2 separate regions of the Mus musculus genome follow, and region 1 is linked to region 2. The links are chromatin loops, found by intact Hi-C in ENCODE. Cell type or tissue: left cerebral cortex. All regions are shown on one strand. Each heading gives the region's core, and the rest is flanking DNA. Links, peaks and the distances in the headings are about the cores only.

Region 1 (12,509 bases), core at 1,940-9,939, 160 kb before region 2:
GAGCTGGCCAGAGTAAACCAGGTAGACAGAGGAGAGGGGCCAAGGACTTGAGCTGAGACACTCCCCCAGAACAAGTATCCTGATTACACACTCTAATGCAATCCTTGTCATTAGTCAGAAGTGTCATCTCTGGGCCACCTCCTCCCAAGGAAGGAGGAAGAAGCCAAGGCCCACAGGCCAGTGGCTCTCTCTGCAAGCTCTGCCTCCTGCCCCCTCCCCCCACTCTCAGCTCTTAGGCCAGTCCTTGATATGTAGTCTCCTCCTCTCCAACCTCCTCCACACTCACTCCCCTCTCATTAGCTCAGACTGCTCTGAGTTCATGGCTAATGACTTTGCCCCTGACTTAGAGGCTTCCCTGGAGAGTCCTGGTCTTACAATGGAGTCTGCTTTGCATTTATAGTCTACAGGGTCACACATCTCTGTTTGGCCTCTTCATGGCTTCTCGGAATTTTCTGCCCCAGCTTTCTTTCCCTTAACAAGAGCGGATATGACTATTAAGAAGTAACCCCATTAAGAAAATTATATATATGTCTTTTAAGCAAGTATTTGTATAGCCACATAAATATTTCTTTCTCCAGTGAAGTTCACTGCCTGCACCCACAAGGTGGGTCCTTCTGTGACATCAGACACTTGTTTGGTCTTGTTTCCTGTTGATGTCTATCATAGGGCCTGGCACACACTGCACCTGCAAGGATTCTTTGCTGAATTAATGAATAATTAAATTCTACACAGTATGTACAATCATTTCTCCATGGGAAAACATATTCAGGGATAATAAGAACATTCCCATTGCTGTAACTAAATACTTGATGCTGGGTAATAGATAAAGAAAAGAGGTTTCTTTAGCTTGCAGGTCTGGAGGTCTGAGATCATGGCTCTGGTTCTGGAGAAAGCCCCCATGGCTATGTCACATCATGGCAAACAATATCACTGAGAGAGAGAGAGAGAGAGAGAGAGAGAGAGAGAGAGAGATAGGGGAAGGCTCACCCTGCTCTTGCTCTTTCAGACTCTGCAGTCTGTGAGAATTACACTAATTCATGTTGAAGCAATGCTCCAGTGATGTGATCACCTTCCATTAGGCTCCGCCACGAAAACCACCACGCTGAAAACCAAGGTATCTATGTGTGAAACTTTCAGGGACTCACACTCAAATCAGGATTTCATCTCTGAGACTCCCTCACAGCTATAGCTCTCAGAGTCTGGAAAACACACGAGAGAGAGAGAGAGAGAGAGAGAGAGAGAGGAGAAAGTGTATATATACTTGTAAATAATTCTAATTATCCCAACAGAGCAACTCTTGGTGCCTATAATAACATCCTATATTAATTTGGTGACTTTGGTAGGATGCAGAACTGAAACCATCAGGTCCTGACTTTTTTCATAAGGCTTTTTTTTTTAATTGATTTTAACAAAACATTCTATTGATTCAATTCCATTTCTCATTAAATTAGTCTCTTCATCTTTTTCTGCCTTTTCATAGTTGGGTTCAGTAGGTTTATATTTTTAGGCATGTATCCATCTCTTTGAAGTCAACTAGTTTGGTGTGCTTTTATTCACAGTTCTCTCTCTCTCTCTCTCTCTCTCTCTCTCTCTCTCTCTCTCTTCACCCCCACCCCACGCCACCCCCAGCCTCTCTTATAATGAAAGGGAGTCTACTCCTTTTTCTTCTTAGTCTGACTGACACCTTGTCCATTTTGTCTAAGGAGATGGCTCAGTCAGTAAAGTGCTTGCTACTCAAGTAAGAGGACCTGAGTTCAAATCCCAGCACCAGTGTAACAACCCAAGGCTGGTGGTGGGCATGGCCTAGATGAGTCAGCAAACCCAGGATTTGCTGAGAAACCTTGTCTCAGAAAATAAATGGAGAGAGACTGGAAAGAGACGTGACCTTGACCTCTGACCCCCAAGTACAAGGGCAGTCCCCCGACTTTCACCCTAGGTTCTCATTTTGTGATCCTTTCCTGGGGTTTACTTAACCAGGCTCTGCTTTAGGAGTTGGTGTTTCCTCTGCTAACTCTGGGCTCAGTTTCTTCTTCCTGCTCTCTGGGGTGCAAGGTTGGATTGTTTGAAATCTTTTTTGCTTAGAGCAGGGTCTCCGCCAGTCTCCTCTTAGAACCGATTTTGCTGCCTGGATACATTTTGTTACTTTGTGTTCCCATTTCCCTTTGTGTCGACATTTTTTTCCCACTCAGATTTCCTTTTTGACTCCGTGGTTGTCACAGGGTGGTGTTGCTTAATTTCCACGGATCTTCAAGTTTTCTGGTTTCTTCCTGTTGCGGATTTCCCATTTCATGCTATTTCTGAGTGTGTAGTTTCATTGCAGCAAGAAAATATATTCGATATGATTTCAGCCTTCTTAAGTCGGCCAAGGCTTGGTTTCTGGCTGAACATGTTTATCCTGGAGAATGCTTCAGGCCTGTGCCCTTGAGAAGAGAGTCCTGCCTCGGACGGACGGATGGAGTAGTCCGAGTTTAGTGCACCTGGTGTCTTATCTTTGCTCATGTCTGCTGTGTCCAGGTTAATTTTCTGTCTAAATGGTGTGCCCAGTTTTTGAAAGGGGGGATTCTATGTATGCACTTCCTCAACATTCATGTGTCTAGTAATTAGTTCAGTTGGTGGAATGCTTGCCTAAGAAGCACAAAGCCCTGAGTTTGATCCCTAGCACTGCTTGTACCAGCTGCAGTGGTGCACATCTGTCATCTAGCTTTTGGAAAGTTGAGGTAAGAGGATCAGAAGGTCATTCTCAGCCACGTCGTGAGTTCAAGGCCAGCTTGAGCTTCATCAGACTCTCAGAACAACAAAATAAAAATGTGTTTGCTGAGACGTAAGATAATGTATCACAGGGTGAAGCCTATAGGAAGTGATTAAGTCATGTTAGAACTGGGACAAATGACTACAAAAGGTCTGCAGGGAGCTAGATGTATCCACTTTTACCTTTTACAATTTAGTTTGGAAAGGGCTTGGACTTCTGGGCCTTCCACAGAATGCTTGGCACCCTGTTTATAACCTGAGGCTGGTACTGTATGAACAAGGGCTTTGGCGCGTTGGGGGGGGTGGGCAAGGAAATCCTGAGTAAATGTGCAATAAGCAGATGAGATCTTGACTGAATGTATGCTGATGACTCGGGGCACAGCCAAGTCAAGGACCCAACGGCTCAAACCCATGGGACTGGCAAAGCCTTCCCTGGGTGAGGCTCAGAGGATGGCAAAGCCTTCCTCTTTTTCAAGTGTTAATGCTGACAGTATGCAAGTACGAGTCTTTACAAAATGATTGCCCAGTGTGTGCAGGAATTGTCAGCTACAGCTTCCTCCTTCCTGCTGCCCACAGCCTGAGACTGCTTGCCTGCTAAGACTAGCCAACCCCTCTTCCAGGGCTGTACCTAAGGTTCTGATTGTGATGGAGCACAGTAGGTATGCTCCATCAGATAGAGCACAGCCCATCTGACCTCAGCTTTTCTGTACATACATCTGTCCTTTCTTCATTCCCTGGCCTTCCCAGGTCCAGGTCAAGTCAAAAGCCAAGCTGCACAGGGACTTTTGATAGTGCTGGGTAATGAAGTTTAGAGAGACTTTGGACATCACCAACATTAGGTTCTGGAGCTTCTGAGTCTGGAATATTCCCTCCAAAGCAATGGACTAGATAGTCCGTCTTGTATCTGTCATTATCAAAGAAGAAGCACAGCGCTTGCTAAGCTTCTTATGGGTCCTGGAGTCAGTATATTAGATCCTCAGGAACATGGCTTTGACCCATCTACCATATAGCATGGGAGGCTGGTTCCTTTGAATGGAGTCCATCCAGGGTGGGAAAAGACTCTGCAGCACATCCAGGATATGGGTAAGTGGTCCTGCTATTTGAACGGCATCTCCTGTGACTTCCTAAGGCATTAGAAATGTTAAGACAAGATGCTACATAGAATGTATAGGAAACACCAATAAGAGATCGAAACGTGGATAAATAGGATTTTAGAGTAACAAAACTCCTTCCACAATTTCTGGTCCTCGTAGAGACAGATCTCAAGCGACCATTTGAGAGCAGCCCCTTAGTAGCTGAGCTTTAACTGAACATGGTGGCACACACCCCAGCCCATCATAAGAGGAGAACGAGGTCCAGATGGCAGACAACCAAGCTGCGTGAACAGGAGCCCCAGGTGCCATTTCTCTCCCTGCCGTGTGAGGGATCCCGTGCTGGCCCTTGCCTCTATCACCAGTACTTAGAATCAGCTGAGGGAGAAGAAGACAGGTCATTTTGGTTCACAGATGGGTCAGTTTGGGATACAGACACAGCTGACAATAGCTTGTCATTGTGCAACAGCTTAACTGAAATCTAGCTGTGAGGAGAGATCCCTCTGTGGACAGAACTGTAGGCTGCAGCTGGCCATCATTTTATGTAGAGAGAGAACTGACCCATGACAGAAATCTATACAGATGCACACAAGGGCAGCGGCCATCATCCCAGAAGGTGGTACTGATGGTTCTGAGATGCGAAAGAGGCAGGCACAGCAGGACCCCTCCTGTTTCCACTCTGATTGATCCACGGGAGGAGGCTCCCTGAAATTTTAGGCCCAGGCCTGGCACAGAGGAAACATGCTTCTACCAGAGACACTATGAGAATTCCATTAGTTCTAAGACTATGACCTGTTCACTGGCATCCCTGAGTCAAGAGCCCAGCACATGAAGGAATTTGGGAGTCACCATTTGGCAGGAGGTGGACAGTAACCATCGGGATGTGATTATTCTTATATCTGGAATCAAGGAAGCAGGTAGCTGCAGCCAGCTGATACGTGCATGTGTCTGAGTTTTGACAAGTAACAGAGGAGTTGCAGCATCCACAGATAGTGCAAGAAGGGTGGGATGACACAGGCTCAAGTCCCTCAGGGATGAGGGTCTGGGATGCGCTTGTGTTGCTCACAAGACCCTGTATAAACTCTCATCTAAAACAAGAGCAGAAAGCGCAGCTGAACGAGGCCCGGCATGTCGACTCAGAGTTGGCTCCGGCTTCAGCGTTGGGGGGAGTTATAATTTGCTGATTTTCACAGCATGTGCTCCGGAAAAGGGACCCCAAAGGACCAGAGCCATAGTGTGGTATATGAAGGTGATGGCTATGGAAGGTCACCCATGTTTTCCTTGCAGGAATGGGGTTCTTGGTACTCATGGCTCGAGTCTCATTCAGCTTCATTCTTACCTAAGGAGAATCCTCTTGCCAAGGTCTCTGCCTGAGGCAGGCACTCAGAAAAATGGCTATACTGGGCAACATAAGGCTTTTGGGGCAAGTGTATAATGGCCTCTGAAACACCCCCAACACCCTGCTCTGTCCCCTTTGTGCCCCTTTCTCTCCCATGAGCCCCTTCTCCTCCCATAGATGATTTTGGTTTTACTTGCATGACATCTGCACACACGTAATTTTGTGTATCTAGGTAAACTCCAGGACTCAAAAACGAGAGAAAACATGCAATATTTGTCTTTCTGAATCTGGCTTAATTGGCTTAATTATCTCTAGTTGTACCTCAGAAATAAAAATGGTCACCAAATGGTGCTGTGGTATGCAGAGGAGGATAAAGGGGATGTGTATGTGTGCACAGGTACCAGTGTGAGCATGGGAAGGAAGGAAGGAGAGAGGAAGAGAGAAACTGATTGACTGGTTGATTGATTGATTGGTTGATTGATTGATTATGAGAGTATAAAGAGTTCAAACCCTTACCTTTCTTTTTTTAAGGAAGAGTCTAATCTATTCCTAAGAACTTTTTGATGGGGGATCTGGGGAGATTGCTCAGTGGGTAGCGCGCACAGAGAACAAGGGTGAGAATCTGAGTTGGAATTCCCAGAACCCAAGGACATGCCAGGTGAGTGCAGCAGCCGTCCTGTAATCCCAGCGCTCAGAGAGCCAAGACAGGAGACGCCTGGAGTAAGCTGGCTGGCTTTGCTGGCTGAACTGGCCATGTCAAGGTCCAGAAAGAGGCCCTGTGTCAAGTACATAGAGTGGAGAACAATCGCAGGTGCACTCACCATACATGCATGCACACACATGTATCCATATACATGTAGACACTCATATACACACACATACATACACATACAAAGAAAAGAAAAGGGATTTAGATCAAGATACAAAAGCTTAACTATTTTGCTTACAAATTTGGCATTAATGTAAGAAGAAATAGCTAAAATCCAGGAATTGGTGGCTCTACGTTTTGAAAAATTGGGACCAAGGAGGGCAGAGGGGCAGCAAAGCTGGTCCTTTTAAGAAAATCTTGTGCAGTAATTTGACAGCTGAAATTATAACACCCGATGAGCTCATTAAATATGCAAATTAAAATTTAAAATTTAATTACAATGAGATTTGAAACCAAAAAAAAAAAAAAAAAAAAACCCTGGGCTGAAGTCCTAACTATTCCATCTAGTCCCAGAGTTACTTTAGGGTGATGCCTCAGTTTCCCCATCTGTCAGCTGCTCTGTCATGCTGTTCAAATGATTTTGAAGAAGGCTGGCTTTTGCCTGCAAGCTCTGGACCCACTAAGAGCTCATGGTTGGGAGTGGTTTGCCTCTCGCTGGGCTTGGCCTGCGGAAGAGACTGTGGGTTATGCACTATCTACAGCTGTGCTCAAAATGGCACATCCCTCTGGGTTGTGAAGGCTTTGCACGTCTCCTTCTGAGACAGATTGTCTCATCAGAAATACCAACATATCTGGATGATCTGCTAAACCAGCTACCAGCTAAATTTGCTGCCTCCCAAAATAGTTCTGGGATATCTCTAGGACAGGCCCAGCCCCAAACGCATTCATGAAGGCAGCCAAGACTGAATCCAGTACTCCCACACCCTCCAGGCCTACGGCTCTGCTGCTCTCCAGCCCCCACCCCAGACACCCAGTACCCTTGTCCCCAGCCCTCGACCGGCTCTCCCTTGAGGAGGGACTTAAAGCCTCACCACGGCAGAGGGATATAGTATTGGCCAGCAGTGGGTTCGAACAAACTGCCCATTTCCCAGGAAGATGCACATTTGAACGTGCAATCAAGTATTAAGTTAAAGAAGATAAATTCTAGTGGTGAATTAATGTAGCAAGTAGACATTAAGGAAGGGTATTTTGGGATGTGATGACATCCAAGCTCTTCTAAAATTATATCACACACATGAATACAGTTGGAACGTCTACTTCCACAGAGGCAACCATCTGACAGGCCTTGCTTGGAGGCCCCAGACAGCGCCTATGGCTAGGAGCCTTAGTGCTCTGCAGAGTCCTTGCATGGACTCTCCACAGAATGCCCTCCTGGTACAAGAGGGCCCTTCCACGGATCCCTTGTGTGTGGATATTCACTCTCTTTAGCCCCAGAAGAGCCCCTCTTCCTTCCATGGCTAACCTCTCAGTACAGATTGATGGATGTTTCTTGTTAGAAAAATCCTGTGTGACCTGAAGGTACTGTTTCCATTGCTATCTCTACTAAGTGTCCCTTCCAGGATGTTCCTGAGAGTCTGAGGAAATGGGTGGATGGTCAAACAGGGGACGGCTGGACTGGCTGAAGTCACACGATGTCTTTGCTGCAGGTCATTTTGAGCCTATGGCGAGGTAATGCACCAAATCTCACTCTCAGAATGGGGCCGAGAACTGGCTGCTGTTCGGGTCCTGTGAGCTTAGAATGCTCTTTAGCTGGGGGTCTTGTGGTATGAGCATTGGTGGGACCCCAGCTGTGCAACTAGCTCTGAAGTGGGCAAGCCTGGTGTTCAGAGGACCCCATGGACTCACCGGAGCCAAATGGCCATGCTCCCTTCAGCTCCGCAGGCTGGAATGTCACATGGGTTTTTTGAAACTGGCTCCTCTGTGTGTGGTCACATTGTGGAAATGGACTGTTAGTCCATTTGTCTGCCCCCATGACCAAATAAATTAGGAAAAGCAACATGGAAGAAAGACTTATTGGTCTTTTGGCTTCATAGGTTTGGGTCGCTTAGGGTGGGGGTGGGGAGCCGGGAGTGAGGTGGATCAGAGCAGCTCACACTGAAGCAGAGAGGAGTACCCTTTTGTTGAGCTTTCTCTTTTGTTGCTTTTTATTCTGGCCAGAACTCCAGCCTGCGGCATGTTTCTACCCCCATTCAAGGTGGGTCTTCCATCATTAACCCTTTCTGGGAATGCCCTTGAAGACTCTCCAGGGGTGCTTCATATCAATCTCTAGGCACTTCTCAATCAAGCCAAGTTGACAATCAAGCCAGCCCATCTCACTGGTCAGTCAGGGCTCTGTGCTCCCAGAGAGCGGCTGCTAAATCAGTAGCCTGATGTGGAGCCACTGGAACCAGACGACAGACCTGTCTCATCACCTCCTCACTATGATCTGAATTACTAAAAACAGGCCTTTGCTGCTTTGAGACAGGATCTGGGGGCTTCATCGCCAAATGAAGAGATCACGGTCTCCAAGTCATTTACTCCCACAGTGACTGCTGTAGCCCAAATGCCCCCATGAGGTAGGTCAGTGTTCCTTTCCAACAAAAGTCTCTGTTTCTCAGAGGGGACACCAGCCTCCAGAGATGGCCTGGACATTGGGAACTGGTAGGCCACAGAGCACTCATGCAAGGATCATACATGTAAAAAGGGTCAACTCTTGGACAAGGCTGGCCTTCCCAAGGTCCTCAAGATGACCTTGTTGCTGGTGTGGTCGCCCCCTGCCTATCACACATCAGCCATCACTGGGTGGGGAGAGAGTGATCTTTGATGTCATAGGAATCCAACTATCCCGTGGCCTTGAGAGAAATCTGCTTCCTTATCTAGCATGTGGTAAATAACAACACTTAGCTCTATGGTCGTTATCAACAGTAAATGAAAAATTGTGTTTGAAAAGCTACTGTCTGGCCCTCTGCAGCGGGCAGCCCTCATAAGCACTGGAGTGAGGATCGTGACAACATTCATTTCTCTTGTCGATGCCAGTAATGCTGTGCCCACAGCCTCATTGCCAGTTCTCCTGATCCCCAGCTGCTGTGAACGAGATATGCTAATGGCTCACAGATGCTAGTCTATTCCCTTTCTGTTGCCATGTTAAAACACCCCCACCAAAGACAAGCTGGGAAGGGAAGGGTTTATTTGGCTTACTCTTCCAGATCACAGTCCATCACTAAAAGAAGTCAAGGCTGAAATCTGAAAGCAGAAAACAAGAGAAATACTGCTCATTGGCTTATTCTCTGCCTTATCCACTGGCTTGTGCTTAGCTAGCTTTTTTTTTTTTTTTTTAAATTATTAAGTATACGGCCCATGACTGCCAGCCAAAGGAATGGTGACACTCACAGTGAGCTGGACCCTCCTACATTAATTAATAATCAAGACACTTCCTTTCAGACATTCCATAGAACAAACTTGATCTAGGCAATTCTTTAACTAAGACTTCTCCTCTCAGAGGACTCTAGACTGTGTCAAGTTGACAACTGAGAATAGCCAGGACAGCTCTCCTCAGGAATGTTCCCACAGTGGAGGGGAGGTTGCTTTCTAGGAGATGCCTGAAAGGTGTGAGGCCAAGACAGATGAAAGCTGAGACCTTTGAGGCTGGCAACACACACACACACACACACACACACACACACACACACACAAGTACATATGCACGGAGTTGAGAGAGGTCAGTTGGTAAACTGCCTGTCATACAAGCATGAGATCATAAGTTCGATTCTAAGAATCCACTTTAAAAAGCCAGTCATAGCTGTGTGTGCTTATAATCCCAGCACTGGGAAAGTAGACTTAGGCAGATCCCTAGAGCTTGCTGATCATCCAGCCTATTTGGTGAGTTCAAAGCCTGTGAAATACCTGTATCCAAAAGCTAGGTAGATGGCCTCCTGAGGCATGACATCCAAGGTGGCATGCATGCCAACTATGCACCCTCCAATTTATACACATGTGCTGAGTCCTTACATGGCTTGGGGCTTGGAAACCTGACTGGGGCTATAGAGGGAATGAAGAAAGGGCAGACAGACAGACATAGAGAAGCTGGGATTGGGTGGTCTGAGCCCTTGGATGGAGAAACTGCAGCAGCACCCTGGGGGCTTAATGTGTTATTATATAGAGTTGAGCGGGGTGATTGCACATGGCTGAATGGCGAGGGTTATGACGTTCAGATAGACACGGAGGCAGAGTTATTATATGTAGGTGATCAAAGGGATGAGTTTAGTTTATCTCTGTAGGAACAGTTTCAATAGAGGAGCAGTCTTAAGGCAATAAACACCTAGGCAGGGGAAGCTATGGGAGATATTTTCTGCACACTCTGTCAACATCCACACAGGAGCCAGAGGAAGGCTTGGCCATCCCTCTGAGCTTGCCACTTCTCTGGGGCTGAGGATTGTGGTCCTTAAGAAGACTATGTTCATATCAACGACATATATTCACTACAGACTCTGCTTGCTCCCTACACACATTAAGTGTAGCCTATGAAATCCTAGTCAAGACAGAATAGAACACAGACCAATCAAAATGGAATTTGGGGCTACAGCTACTCCGGGGTAATGGTAGGCAGCCATCTGGGAGTGAGAGACTTTGAACCTGTGCAGGGATTGAAGTGAGAGGCAAAAATTGCAGGTGGGACACTCACGTATCAGGCATACTAAGGTCAGACTAGAAAGTCTTGGTACCACCTCAGCCTGAGTTCTGGTCCTAAGGAGTCTCTCCTGACACTTTATAATTCAAGTCTGTCTTGTGACAGGCTGAAATGTGTCAGGATAGTCACTACTGCCATGCTCTGAGATGCCTTATTCATGTATAAACTAACCTAAAATGATACTAAGATGGAAAAGCATCAGGCAAAAGCAAACACAGGCAGTTTGCCAAAACCTGGGGTGCTCCCCATAGATAAAACTCTGGCATCAAAAGCAGCCATAGGATCTTATATAGCAAGATACACAATCTACCCTGCCACTAAGAAACCCAAAAGGAATCATATTAGCTACTAACCTCCTGTGCTCACAAGAACCACGGGCAGACAGAAAATAGTTTATAAAGATACGCTGAAGTGAATAAATGCCTAGAAGGAAGTTTGACCCTGAGACAAGGAACACGGGGGCTGGAGAGGGGCTCAGGGCTAAGAGTGCTTGCTGTTCTCAGAGGACCTGACTTCAGTTCCCAGCTTCCATGTCAGTCAGCCCTCTCCTGATGTCTGTGAGCACCTTTATTACGTGTGTGCTGTAGGCTTAGACTCTTAAAAGCCTCTAAAAATTTATTAAAGAGAAAGAGTGTAATATGAGAAAGGAGCCTTCATGATGCAAAACAAAACAGAACACAATGGAATGTACTAGAAAGAAAAAGACTAGACTGAATGAACAACACATAAAGTAGATGAATTAAAGTAAAGATTAGAAACAGTTGGAGAGAGAATTAACAGATGTGAAAGCGTGTCTGAGGGAAATAGTGTGCAAAGAGTTAAGACCACAGAGACAGGAAAGGAGAGTTAGGAGATATGGAAGACAGGATAGGAAGCTCCAGCCCTGACATCTAATGAGACTCAGGGAAGGGCTTTAAAGGGAAAAGGACAAAGAGCATGAAAGCCATGTGTGCTTCAGAATTACTGATGAGCGTGATCCCCAGGCTCAGGAGCACAGACAGCCCCAGTCTGGATAGAGAAAAAAATAAATAAAATCTGAAACCATTACACACTGCATTAATACAGAACACCAGAGACAAGAATATCTTTTATTTCTCCAAAAACTTCTACTCCCCTTTATTTATTTTGCACTTGTGTGTATGCGTATGGGCATATGCGAGCCATTGTATGAGTGGAGGTCAAAGGTCAACTGAAAGGAGTCAGTTCTCCCCTCCCACCCTGTGGGTCCTGGGGCTCAGACGCAGGCCATCACGCTTGGCAGCAAGCAGCTTCATTCACTGAGCCATAAGACCAGCCTCAAGACTGTTTGTGTGTTATGTAATAAGGACACATGATTCACTATGTTCATAGCAGCCTTATTTGTAATAGCTAGAAGCTGGAAAGAACCCAGATGTCCCTCAACAGAGGAATGGATACAGAAAATGTGGTACATTTACACAATGGAGTACTATGAAGCTATTAAAAACCATGGCAAGATAGTTCTTTTTTATTTTAATTTTTAATTTTCTTTTGGGGGTTACAAATATAGAGATGACAGGACTGTGAAATGAGGGGGGTTGGGTGTTTAATGTAAAATTCACAAAGAACTAATGAAAAATTATGAAAAAAAGTTGTAACAAGACACTTGCACATTCTATGATCTAGGAGCAGAATTCATCTTATATCTGTATCTATACCTGTATACCTTTATAACTACACCTACCGCTACATCTGTCTGTCTGTCTATCTATCTATCTATCTATCTATCTATCTATCTATCTATCTATCTAATCTATTCAGTCGTTGGAAGTGAAGAAGTCTTGTCATGTACATTCATTGTCTTAGTTAGGGTTTTACTGCTGTGAACAGACACCATGACCAAGGCAAGTCTTATAAAAATCATTTAATTGGGGCTGGCTTACAGGTTCAGAGGTTCAGTCCATTATCATCAAGGTGGGAGCATGGCAGCATCCAGGC
Region 2 (12,509 bases), core at 2,167-10,166:
AAGGACCAGGAAAACAGAGAGCAGCAAAGTTGGCATGGGGCACCTGTCCTTGTGGAGTTGACAGTCAGCCAAGATCAAATAACCTGAACAGAGAGCATTCACCAAGGGCAGAGGTTGGACAAATGTCTAGAATGTGACAGAGAACCAATGTGTATGTGGCAATCCAGGAAACTGTATTAGTAATTGTCAACCATCATGATTTATTTGTTTGTTCGTTGATAAAGAAAGAATGGGCTGTCTGGGGAGTATAATCCAAAACAGGGGAAGGCTGTGAAGCAGAAGGAAGATCTTTTGGTGAGGGGCTCACTGGGAAAGGTCTTTGGAGATGGAGGACAGGGTCTGTCTGAAGAGGACAGCACAGAGGGTCCTAGTGGCAGTAAGAGGCAGTTAGAATGTGCAGAAGGGACTTATGTGGCCAGACCCTGTTGCCATCCCAAGGTCAAAGAGCCACTGGGAAAGCACATGCACGAGGGTCCAGCTGTGTGTGACTGTTTGGAGCACATCAGTGCTTGTGGCAGCTGAGGCTGGAAAGTAAAGTGATGTATGGCTAACTTACTGCCAAGTTCACCTTCACTTCAATGTGTAATATGGCTCATTTAACAAATGCCGGGATCACATGACAGCTCACCAGATGCTAAGCTAAAAGCTCAGCAAATATCATCTCACTCTGTCCTCACAGTGGCACTGTGACATGGGTGCCCCCATTAGCTTGTTTAAAAGATGGGCCATCTTGGCTGGGGTATTCAAACCAACTCCATTGGTGACAGTATGATAGTCTTCCTCAGTTCCTGAGGGACATGGAGAGTTCCAGAAACCTGCTTTGTGCCTATGGAGAGAGGAGGAGGAGGAAGAGCAAGAAGAGGAAGAGGGCAGAGAAGCAGCAGCTGTAGTTACTGTAGCTGAGGAAGACAGATAGGTAGGAGCAAAAGCAGGTCAGCTGTCAGAGGGCCCAAAGAGCCAACCACAGTGAGGCAAACAGTGCTGGTATGAAGACGTAGTTCCTCGTTCCTGTCTTGGCTGAGGTCACAACCTCTCTCCACGGGACACCAGGTCCTTTCAGTTTGCCCTCCACTGGATCAGCTGCTTTGTGAAATACCTCTTCCTTGGTCGGCTCTCCACTCCTTCCAGGCATACCTTGAGATGCAGACAGTGAAAGGTGAATTTGGGAGGATGTGAATTTTAAAGATATCTTTAACACCTCCCCAGATTGCTATTTTCCTGAGTATAAACTCAATAACACATTCTTTTTCTTCAGAATTTTATAGGCCTTACTTATTTGCCCCCTGTTTTCAGGGTTGCTGTAGAGAAGCCCACTGTTGATTAGTAGTTTGGCTGGGTATAGAAATCCAGTCAAAACCATCTTGCAGTGCTGCTGTTGAGGACTCAGTGCCACCCTGTGCCCCACTCCCTTGTTCTTGAGACAGAATCTCAAACATCCTTGCTGGTCTCACACTCTCTCTGTAGCCAAAGATGACCTTGAACTCCTGATCTTCCTGCTTCAACCTCTAAGATTCTGCCTTCTGGGACAGGAGCTATACACGACCTGTTTCTTAGACCTGTTATAATGATTTTGTTCATGCTATTATTCTCTCTCTCTCTCTCTCTCAGCTCTGGAAGCTCTCTTTCTGGAAGCTCTCAGTATCTTTATCTTTGAAATTTCACAATAATTGGCCTTGCTGTGGGCCTTCTGTCCTTTGTTGGGTAGGGTGTGTGACAAACTGAGACTGATTAGAACAGATTTCAGTTCTGGGAACTTTCTTGTCACGCTGTTTCCATGACTATTGCAACCCTCCCTCAGTTCCTTCTCTACTCTTTTCTTTCTGGAACTTAGTGCTTGTATGTTAAATGCCCCAGATGTGTGATCAAGATTTTAAAAATCTTTCCTATATTCTAGCTATCTTTTTGTTTTACTTTCTGAGCATTCCTTGTGTGTGTCTGTGTGTACGAATGTATGTGTGTATATGTTTATGTGTTTATGTATGTGTCCATGTATGTACATATGTATGTGTGTATGTATGAATGCATGTATGTATGCCACACATGTATTAAACATGTGTGTGCATGCGTGTGTGTGAATAGGGGTGTGTGTGTGTATGTGTGTGTGTGTGTGTTTGTGTGTGTGTGTGTGTGTGTGTGTGTGAATGCTTCCATTAATGATAGGATCTCATGCAGCTCAGGCTAGCCTCAATCACATTCATTATCTACCTGAGGAGGATCTTGAACTTCCGACCCTGGTAGGATTACAGGTGTGCACCATCACATTCTACATACCAGGGAGTAAACTCAGGACCTTGTATATGGTAGGCAAGCACTCTATCAGCTGAGCTACAATCCCTAGCTCCCCAAATATTTCTTTTAGACAGGGCATCACATAGCTCAGGCCAGCTTGAACTTCCTATGTAATCAAGGCATAGTTGGACCCTATAGGCATTGCCCAGAGCATTCTAAATATTACATTATTTGACGACCCATAGCAAGTATTTGAGAAAGTGCTCTCACCAACCCTATGACTGACAAGAAACATGGAGCACAGAGAGGGCCAATACTCTGCCCGAAGTTTCCCAGAGTTTCAGGTAGGTTATATAGTTATAGGCACACTGGCCCCAGAGACATCTCTGCTTAAGCTTCCAGAAACCTCAGTTTACCCATCTGTGTGACAGCAAGTGAGTTCATTCAGAAAGTTGGTTTGAGAGAGAAACAAGGAAATACATGTAAGACCTTCGAGTAGACCCTCCACAAATATTAGAATCCTTATGGTTGCTCTGTGTACATGTCTATATATGCTATGTATGTGAGCCCAAGTGTGTCCCACAGAGCACATGTGGAGGTCAGCGGACAACTCATAAACTACCCTCTTTACGGGTCAGTTAGTGTCTGTTATCTGAACCTCTCAGCTTTTTGGGAGCCAGAAGCTCAAGGCCTAATCTAAAAAGGCGTCTGTTTTCTCATTACCCTGTGGGCTTCCAGAGTCAGCCCAGCAAACAAGGGCCAAGCCATCTTACTGGCCTTCATTTTTGTCATAAAACATCCCCACCATTGGGCTTAACTTCATTACTTTGAAAAGCCACAGTGTAGGCTTGCCTAAGGCCTCTGATAGCCATGAATCTCCATGGCTGTATGAGATGGTCTGCAAAGCTGGGGCAGGGGAGGGGGCTCATTAAACAAGATGAGATAGGACATGGCTAAGGGTGGGAAGCATCAATATCTGGAGGAGAGAGGAATGCTCCAGAAGGCTGGGTTCCCCAGTGCAGGCCTCCGAGCGCCACTTCCGAGAACACAAACAACTGTGAGGCTAAAAAAGAAAAAGAAAAAAAAAAGACCAGACCCAAACTAACATGTAAAGAGACACATGTTACCACTTACAGGCCAGTTAATGTTGGTGTGGGGAGAAGGGCACGGGGAAGGGAGGCCCCGGGGTGGGAACGAGCAGGCCCGCGGCTGAAACGGGTTATTATGTGTCATCGGGAAACTTAAGAAGAGGGAAAAACAAGCCCTGATCAAAGTCCCTTTTGTCAAGTTCTCCAGATTAACAGATGACTGACTTTGCACTCTGGGCTCTGCTGGGTTGCAAGGGCAAGGGCAGCAGAGAGGGGTTTGTTGGGACTTTCTTCTACGCAGCTGCTGCACTACAGAACGTATCATTCTGACGGCCCAGCTGTCTGAGGCCTGCCTTCCCTGGGACTCTTCGGAGGGACAGTGGGGTAAAGACTCTGAACCCTGAAGGCAGACTCAGCCTTTCTCACCCTGTGGCCTAAGCCCATCAGCTGCCACCCCAGTCCCTGCGGCCTCATGTGGTCCTCTATGGATCACAGAAGGAAAACAGACTTCCAAGGCTGACTTTGAAGTCCTTGCCGTTCTGCGCCCCCACCCCGTGCCGCCAGGGGTTGTGTGCCAGTCACACCAGATTCCTCAGGCTCTCCAAATGCATTGTGCTACTCTTCTGTCTCCGCATCACTCTCTTCTCTGCCACATTCTCTATCTCTCTGCCTCTTTTCCATCTGTCAGGGTGGCTCTGATATCAATGCACTTGGGAAATTGGCTCTGACCACCTCCCCTCCAAAGTCAAGGGTCTCAAAACTGTGTGTAACCCTTAGACCTGAAAACATAGCCCTTAGCACTTGGCTCACTGGGAGCCCTACCCACCCCTTGCTCCCTTCCCACACTGATGAGGGTGTGGAGGTCTTTGTGCTGCCCGGCACAGAGAGGTCACTATCTGTTACATGGCTATAGGAACACCAAAGCGTGGGAGGCCATAAAATGAGGCCTAACAACAATTACATCTATTTGTTATTACCCTGATTTTCCTTACCACTCATAGAGTTGGAACTATGTCTAACTATTACACTGTATTAAACGACATGGGGCATCCCTCTTGTGGTCCCACTGTGGTGTATATAGCAAGGGAAGGAAGATGTCAGTTTCACAACTTTGGTACCTTATACATGCCATGTGGAGATTCTCTGAGCTGGCTTGTAAATAAGCAATCCTGTTCTGGAGGCCCATGTGGCAAAGAACTGTGGAGGGGAGACTTCGGAGCCCATGGGATGGTCCTGGACCCACAGAATGCACAAAGCCAGGGCCCTCTCTTATTCAGTGACAAAGGAATGAATTACAGGCTGTAAAAGAATCCTCCCTTCTCATCTCTTCTCCTCAGTCAAGCCTCCTGGTGAGATTGCAGTCTAACAACCCCATTACAGCTTCTTGGGCCTGCTGGGAAGACTCCATTGGGCTACCTGGTCTCTTGACATCAGGATGATGGGAGAGGATAAAGGCCTATATTGGATAAAGTTGCCATCTTTTCAGTAATTTGCTGCCCAACGATGAACAAATCTATAGACAAAACATTCTTAAAGATGTCTTCCTTGGGGGTGGGGATGTGGCCCAGTTAATCCACTGCTTACCAGGCTAGCACAAAACACCAGCTCAATCCTAGCACTTCCATTGGGTCTGACTGTACAAGAGCCAGTATTTGGGAGATGGAGGTTGGTGGATCTGGAATTCAAGGTCATCCTGGCTACAAACCAAGCTTGGATCTAGCCTGGGCTATAGGAGACCCTGTCTCAAAAAGAATTTCCCTTCTGGTCTGGAAGGTTCCAGAGAATCCTGTCCCATTCTAATGAACTGATTGATTTGCAAGAAATTTTGGGTTGGCCAGTGGGAGCAGAGGCATCCAGGGAAAGGATGAAAAAGAAAAGCCATAATCAGACACAGGACAGGAAGAGCCCCTGCCAGATGTCAGGCTTCTGAGTTTCAGCCATCAGAGATGCAGTCATCGGGCTTTGGTCAAGGTGACCTTGAACCACAGCGTTGTCTGTAACACAGCCCTGGGAACAGAATGAGTGCCAGGATTCCCAGGCCACAAGGGTACTGTTTACTAAAGAAACACTCCAACCCATACACTCTTGAATCTCTTCAGTCTCTCCCTCATCCATTCAGAATAGACTATACCTGTAGTTAATAGCTTTTAGGATCAATTGCTACAAAAAGAGACATCTGATAACATGAATCTTCAAGAAAGACATACATGAATTGAGGTAAAGGGCAGGGTTAAAAAGCTATGTTAGGGTTCATCCTGTGACTGCTTCCCCTCCCCCCACATGCCTTAGGAACTTTGTTCCATGTGCTTCCATAGAGTGGATGGTCCCCTCTTCCACCTAAGTCACACACGGTCCAACCCTCGTCAGAATCCTCTGAGTCTCTGGCTACTATAAACAGCCCGCAGATGAAGCACGTGTCAAGAAGGACCCGTCAGATGCTCCCAAGGGGACTCTAATGGATGCTAGGATTAGGTTTGAGAAGTTTGGGGCTGTGGTGGCTGGCTTGTGGAGAGAGCAAGTCTAAGGCCTCCCTAGAAAGGGGAGGCCTGTTAACCACAATTCCAGCCATCTATGAAGCCATCTGTATTTCTTTGACCTTATAAGTTACCTTTTTACTTAAAATTGTTTGGCTTGGGTTTCTGCCACTTAACTAATTTAGTTATTTAATCTTGGCATGTAATTTTAGCTGTGAGTCTCCTGGATGACAACGGAAAGAACGGTGGTAAAGCACAACGCTCTTATTCTCTAGCACCCTAAGGCCCAAACCATAAAACAGATTCTTTTCTCAGGGGCGCAAGCCCTTCTTTGGCATCGGCGAGTGGCCCAGAGCAGTGCCTTCCACAGATGTTTCAACAATGAGACAGACATATTCTTCCTGTGGCAGGCTGCCTTGGAGACAAAAGGCAAGCAGCAGACACATATCATCAGTTAGTGCTTACAATGAGGACTCCCACTGGCTAGCCCAACATCTCTTGCAAATTGATCAGTTCATTAGAATGGAACAGGGTTCTCTGGGGGCTTCCCAGATCAGAAAGGAAATCCTTATCTTTTTGAGACAGGGTCTCATTAGCCCAGGCTAGACTCAAACTTGATTTGTAGCCAGGATGACCTTGAATTCCTGATCCACCAACCAGAGAGGCCTCAGCCTGTCCCATCTTCCTGGGTCCTGTGACACTTGGGCACAGTTCCTCCAACAGCTCCTCCAAGGTGTCACTCCAACACATCGCTTCTTTGGTTAGAAGGTTGGTGTTTCCTAGCAAGGGACTACAAAGCCATATTACACTCACTGCTAAGTAAACAAATGCTTGAGGCTGTGTTTTACTGGTTCCATACCATCTGCCATCTGGTTTGGGGGAGCAAGGAAAGCTGTGGTTTTGTTGGGTTTGTGTATATGTGTGTGTTGCTGTTGTTGAGTTTGTTTTTTTTTAATTTTTTTTTTAAAGTTTAGGGTTTGTTTTTTTTCCCCCTCCATGAAAATTCTGAGGTTGAACGCTGGCAACAGTAAGGGGCTGCTTCAAAGCCCTCTAGTTTCCCACATCTTACACTCAGCTAAACGTTGGAGGCTGGTCTGGGTCCCCATCTGCTAGGCAGCCTGTTGTGTGAAAATGAGATCTATACATACGCAGGGCTCCTCGGGCCAGCGTCCAAGATCTGAGGGATCATTCTGAGCAAGCCGTGAGTGGTGGCTAGTGACTGTGGACTCGATGCTCGCAGAACAGGCGACAGTGGGTGGGAGCATGCGACAGGAGACTAGAGGAAGCCTGTCTCCACAGCAGAGCTGTCAGGGAGCGCTGGCTCAGCCTTTGAGACCTGGGATGCTGGAGTGGAGATCTTGGAATGATAAGCATGCTTCAGGGGCTGAGTGGAGAATCAGCCCAGGCTTATTTAGAACCCTCCCCTTGGGAAGATGCACGGTGTGGGGGTGAAAGTGAGGTGTGTGTCAGGGGTGGAGGTGTGTGGTGCATTGTGGGGGTGGAGAGAGATATGTTGTGTGGGGGAGATGGGGTATACTGTATGGCAGGGGCAAGGTGCATCATATGGTGATGTCAGGGGTAACATGCATTGTGTATTGAGAGTAGGGTAAAGCTCAATAGCCCAGCATGGCCTGCAAACGGCTTTGCATACTGGAGCTCTCTGAAAGGGGAGATGTGTTCTTTGAGCAGTTTTTGTAACCCTTGCCCTGACTTCTGCTTCTTTATCTATCAAACAAGACAGAGGTGGGTCTCGGTTTTACCACAGAACCTGGAGAGCATGGAAGCCGACTGAGGCTGGAGGGTGGAGCCTAGCACATGTATGTTGAATAAAAGGATTGAAGACACTCATCTGAGTGACCAGGGCCATGTGAGAGCCTGACTAGTGAAGCCACAGCCTCCAGGTTGTGAAAAGGCCAAATTTGTAGCTTTGGAAATTTTATATTTAAATATGACATGCCTAATATTTCCATACTAGCAGCTGGTAAAACTATTAGAAATTATTCCGGTCACGTAAGATTTGTCTGTAACCCACAGAAGGCACCCCAGATCTCCAGCTGGTGTCCATGGAGGAACTGGGTCAGACTGGAAAGAACCATAGACTGCCGTGCGTGGCTTTGATGAGAGCTAAAGAGGCCCAGACCAGGCTAAGCGAGATGGTCCTGCCCTGTCCTGCAAGAACTGTGGCCGACACATCACTGTCCTGGCACTGGCACCTCCAGGCGTGGCCTACAGAGCTGAAAGGGCTTTCCCAAAGGTGCTACCTTGATGCTCACATCCGAGACAGCTATGAGGTTCTAGTCGCTGGAGAGGGCAGCATCCACACGTACCCTTCATCTTTATTTCAAAAGTCACTGCTGGGAGACAAATGAGCTCTACATGGCTGGGCTGTTGTCTGTGTCCATGTGACCATGTCTCACGCCTGTGCACATGTGGTGTCCCTGTGTAACTCTGACGTATACATGTACACGATTGTGGTGCACCGCCTGGATGGTAGTCTGCTCCCTCCCCTCCACCAAGTCAGCAAGCCGGTAGTTATACAAAGTGACACTTAGGTGACCCATCTCTGATTACATGTGGGCCCTCTTGGGAATCAGTCCTTGTAGTCTGGGCAGCTGGAGAATTTTTACATGATTTTTCTCTGGATTTTTCGGGGCTGAGGTTTCTCTGTACCCCAGCTTTGGAGAAGGCCTTGGGTCATCTGACGTTCTCGGTGAAGAGTCCTAACTGGAATTCTCCAGTAACCCTCCTCATTTGCATTTCCAATCGTGTGACCAGATCATGTCAGTAAAATAACTCAGAGTCCTCTTTTCCCCCTTTAATGGATCTCATGTATTTGACATGAAGCCATTATACTGTATGTCCCAAGTTTAAAAATGACTGTCTATGCAAGCTTGGTGATGACTTTAAAACAACCGCCCAGGGAGAAGCCCAGACCTCACCAAGACTCCCTTCTTGCCATGTGATCTTGGACACACTCTCTGAGGCTGGCTGATCTAAGTCACCCCTCCCCGAGTCCTTCCTATCTCAATGCTCCAGGGCGAGAGTTAGGTAACCCAGGCACGGTGAAAACTCACTACCAAAAGGTCCCAGGGAAACCTAGAGCAGCTAGATCACTAAACCAGACCTGTGAAGAAGAACTGGTCCCCTGACAGACTGGGAAACTGAGGCCCAGCATAGTGGGGCATCTGGGGAAAGGTGGGTTGATGGAGAGGCTCTCTTTCTGAAGAGCAAGGGCTCTCAGGGACTTGTAAATCCTTTTGGGGGGCAACCAGGCTGGAAGTGAAGGGCCTCTCTGAGGAGACCCGGAGGCAGTTAAAGAAAATAACTAGCTAATTTGCTGCTTAGTCAGGCGTGGGTCTATCTCACATTCTAAAACTGAGGTAACAGCTGATGTGATTTAAGAGCCCACGGAGATAAAATGAAGTGTAATTACTTCACGTTATTTTATTTTCTGTGACATTCATGCAAGACACCCCTACTCCACTTTCACCTGCATCAGAAATGCTCTCTCTCCACTAATGTGCACTGCAATCTTCCCAGGCCTGTCTGTGCCTGACTGGGCTCCATGACGTCTGGCCATGATGGGCCAGCTTTGGGGAGTCCTTAGTGCCTCAAAGAGGGCAGACTTTGAGGGACAAAGAAAGAAGGGTAACTAAGACATTCTGTATCTCTCTTACACACACACACACACACACACACACACACAGAGAGAGAGAGAGAGAGAGAGAGAGAGAGAGAGAGAGAGAGAGAGAGAGAGCAAGAAAACCACATCCAGTCTGGACTGAAAAAGCAACGGTGAAGGGTGACTACCCCACCCAGTAAATCAAGATGTGGGATTCAAACCACTTCCGCCCTCAGCTTCAGGTCAAGAGCGTCACGTATCTGCATAAGACCTCACAGGGGCGGAGTTGCTGCTGCCAGGATGGGAGTGCAAAACCCCACTCAGGTGACAGGTCACACACCCATGGACACAGCCAAGTAGAGGAGAGGCCAGAATGAAATGACAGATCTGTTCACCTCACGAGACAGGACCACTGGACTCCATTCTCCAAGATCCCAAGGACACAGAGGTGTATAGGCCACAGTCCTTGAACCAAACCAAGATGGCTCTGGCACCAATTCCTGCTGAGCTTCTGCAATGTTCTATACCCATCTCCTAGGCCTGAGATTCTCTCTATGTAGGGACCCCTCATGGACTCAGACACTGAACCCACAGGGTATATTAAGAGGCTCAGACCCGGGCTGAGGCAGTGACTCAGCTAGTGAATGGAGTTTACCCTGACATGGCCTGATGACCAAACGCCCACCCCTGGAACTCATGTAAAGGTAGCAGGAGAAAACCAACTCCACAACATTGTCTCTGCCTACACACACACACACACACACACACACACACACACACACACTACAGAATGTGCGTCCACATACACTAACTTCAATGATAACATAATAGAGGTGACTTTTGAAGGGGTCCAGCCCTTCACTTCAGAGGGCATACTGGTTGACGGCCAGTAGCCCTCTTTGTGCAGAAGGCTCTCTCTACCGCTGGCAGGCATTCCCCATTATCCCAGATGCAAGGAGCCTTAGAGACCACAGTTCTTAGTTTTAGGTGCTGAAGCTACTAAGCTCCTTTCCATCGGATTCCCCATCCCCTTGGGGAGCTTATGATGTTGCTCCAGTGAACTGGCCCACGCCTGCCTGCTGTGCAAGGATCCCAGGTTGTCAGTCTCTCGTCTGCAGACAACTGCAGCCCCTGCGGCGTTACCCAGTCTCAGCTGTGTCTGTAATGTCTATGCAGGCTTATAGACTGGGTCAATTCTTTCTCTCCTTCTGATCTCATCTCTAAAGTGGGGAGGCTAGACAGAGGAAGAGCTTACTCCTTTTCCACATTTGGCTTTGTGTCTGTCCCCAGGGACACCCCGGAGCAAGGACTCAGCCAGTAAGGGCAACAACGCCACAGCAGTCGTGAATGGAAGAGAAGCCCTATGTTTCCACGTTCTGGGTCCAGTGTGCATTCTGTGCCCTAGAGACAGAGACAGGGAGGCAACCCCACAGCCTGAGATGAGGAAGTACGCTCTCCACATCTGAGCTACTTCTAGGGTGAGGGAGGGGCCTCAACTTGATGGTTTCTAGGGAGAGAGAGTTTGTGGCAGGAAGCAGGCCAGAAAAAAAAAAAAAAACCTAAAAACAAAAACAAAACCAGAATCAGCCGGGGAACATCAGCTTGCCACACAGCCTCCCAGGACCTTGGTGGAGAGTCACTGGTACAATGCATCCCCAGAAGTCTTGGAAGGAGACGGGGGTGGGGGTGGGGTGGGGGTGGGGGTGGGGGTGGGGGGGGGCGGGGGGGGCGGGGGGGGAGGAGAGTAGGTTGGGGTTGGGCACTTTCAGGAAAGCTACTGACATGGCTGGGGACAAATAGCATTGTGCAACTTCAGATAAGGTGTGAAGCAGGTGAGACCACATTCAGCTCACACTCAGCGAGAAGGGCTCCTCTTCCTCAGGAACTGGAGCACAGATGTCTACCGTGGTAGCCAGATCTGAGTTGAGGCTCCTCCACCTGTAAACTGGAGGCCTTGGTATTTTGTGGATGTTTCAAGCCCAGGCCTTCGTTTCCTGAGAATAACAACAACTCCTCTTTCAGCATAGGGCCACAAGGTTTAAAAGGTTTGAGTGCTTGGCATATATTAGGGCTCAGCCAACGGCTGCAGAGATGAAGGCTGGAGACTCGGGGAATGCCCAGAAACTCTTTTGATTATTTTGCTGTCTCAAGGGGTCCAGATCTGCAACTGACTCAGAAATATGCCCCACCTCTCCACCCCATCCCCAATTCTTCCTCTAACCCCCACTCCTCCCTGTCCCCCACCCCACCCCATCTCTCTTCTCTGTCTCTCTGTCTCTGTCTCTGTCTGTCTCTGTCTGTCTCTGTCTCTCTCTGTCTCTCTGTCTCTCTGTCTCTCTGTCTCTCTGTCTCTCTCTCTCTGTGTGTGTGTGTGTGTGTGTGTGTGTGTGTGTGTGTGTGTGTATGTGTAAAAGAGAAACAACTGTCCTTCCTGGTCTTCCCCAGACATAAGAAAACAATAGGTACACCCCTCACACACACACACACACACACACACACACACACAAAATACAGCAAGCTGGAGGAAAGCAAGCAGCACACAGCCAGCCTCCTCTGCTCCAGCAGCAGCAGCAGAGCCAGGATCACCTGCAGGTACCACAGTAGCAATGCCCAGAGTTTCTGGTGCCTCCTAGAGCTCCTCTTGGGATGACTGATGCCATATTAGGAACTCAGAGTGGCCTAAGAAGGAGCACTGAGGAGTGTGTGCTGCTGGCCCTTGAAAGGTTGGCCTCCCAGAGTTCTGCTGAGTGCTGGAGATGGAAATGAACGACAGAGTCCTGGTTGGGGGGGAGACCCACACCACCCCAGAAAGGCTCCCTTGTAGCAGGGAAGTAACTTCCTCTCACTGGGCCCCAGCTCTTCTACAGGAAATGAGGGGCGTGCCTTAAGTGAGATCTCAGAGCCCCTCTAGCCATGGGATGACACTGAATGTGGCTGGGCACTTCCCAGGCTTCAGTCCTATTCAAGAAGCACAGGCTGTGGCCTGTGTACCAGGCACCTGTGCCGACCCGGGAGGAGATGGCACATCCTGTTTGCTACTGCCACTGTAAGCTCAGGGCCTCATGAAGGCAGACATGTCTACACTTAAATTTAAAC

Evidence for each region. Peaks named below come from ENCODE experiments on the same cell type or tissue, not always from the same donor. Only the 100,000 strongest peaks of a DNase experiment are listed, where the experiment ranks them.
Region 1: a loop joins it to region 2, with 4 times the contacts of the local background. A loop is called at or near these places in 2 of 42 quality-filtered maps.

What each region holds. Positions count from the first base shown.
Region 1 is chr9:61,511,394-61,523,902 of GRCm38, forward strand. Gm34424 (a long non-coding RNA gene) reads left to right here. Exons shown (of 5, transcript XR_379518.1): 2 at 1,007-1,114; 3 at 7,447-7,555; 4 at 8,045-8,442. Among named protein-coding and RNA genes, the nearest start is that of Gm34424, 7.9 kb to the left of the region's middle. In left cerebral cortex, for the core only: no CTCF peak of the experiment used is centred there; DNase peaks (open chromatin) are centred at 6,724 and 8,944; H3K27ac peaks cover 717 bases.
Region 2 is chr9:61,670,263-61,682,771 of GRCm38, forward strand. No RefSeq gene overlaps it. Among named protein-coding and RNA genes, the nearest start is that of Gm34770, 15 kb to the left of the region's middle. In left cerebral cortex, for the core only: no CTCF peak of the experiment used is centred there; DNase peaks (open chromatin) are centred at 6,188 and 6,964; H3K27ac peaks cover 281 bases.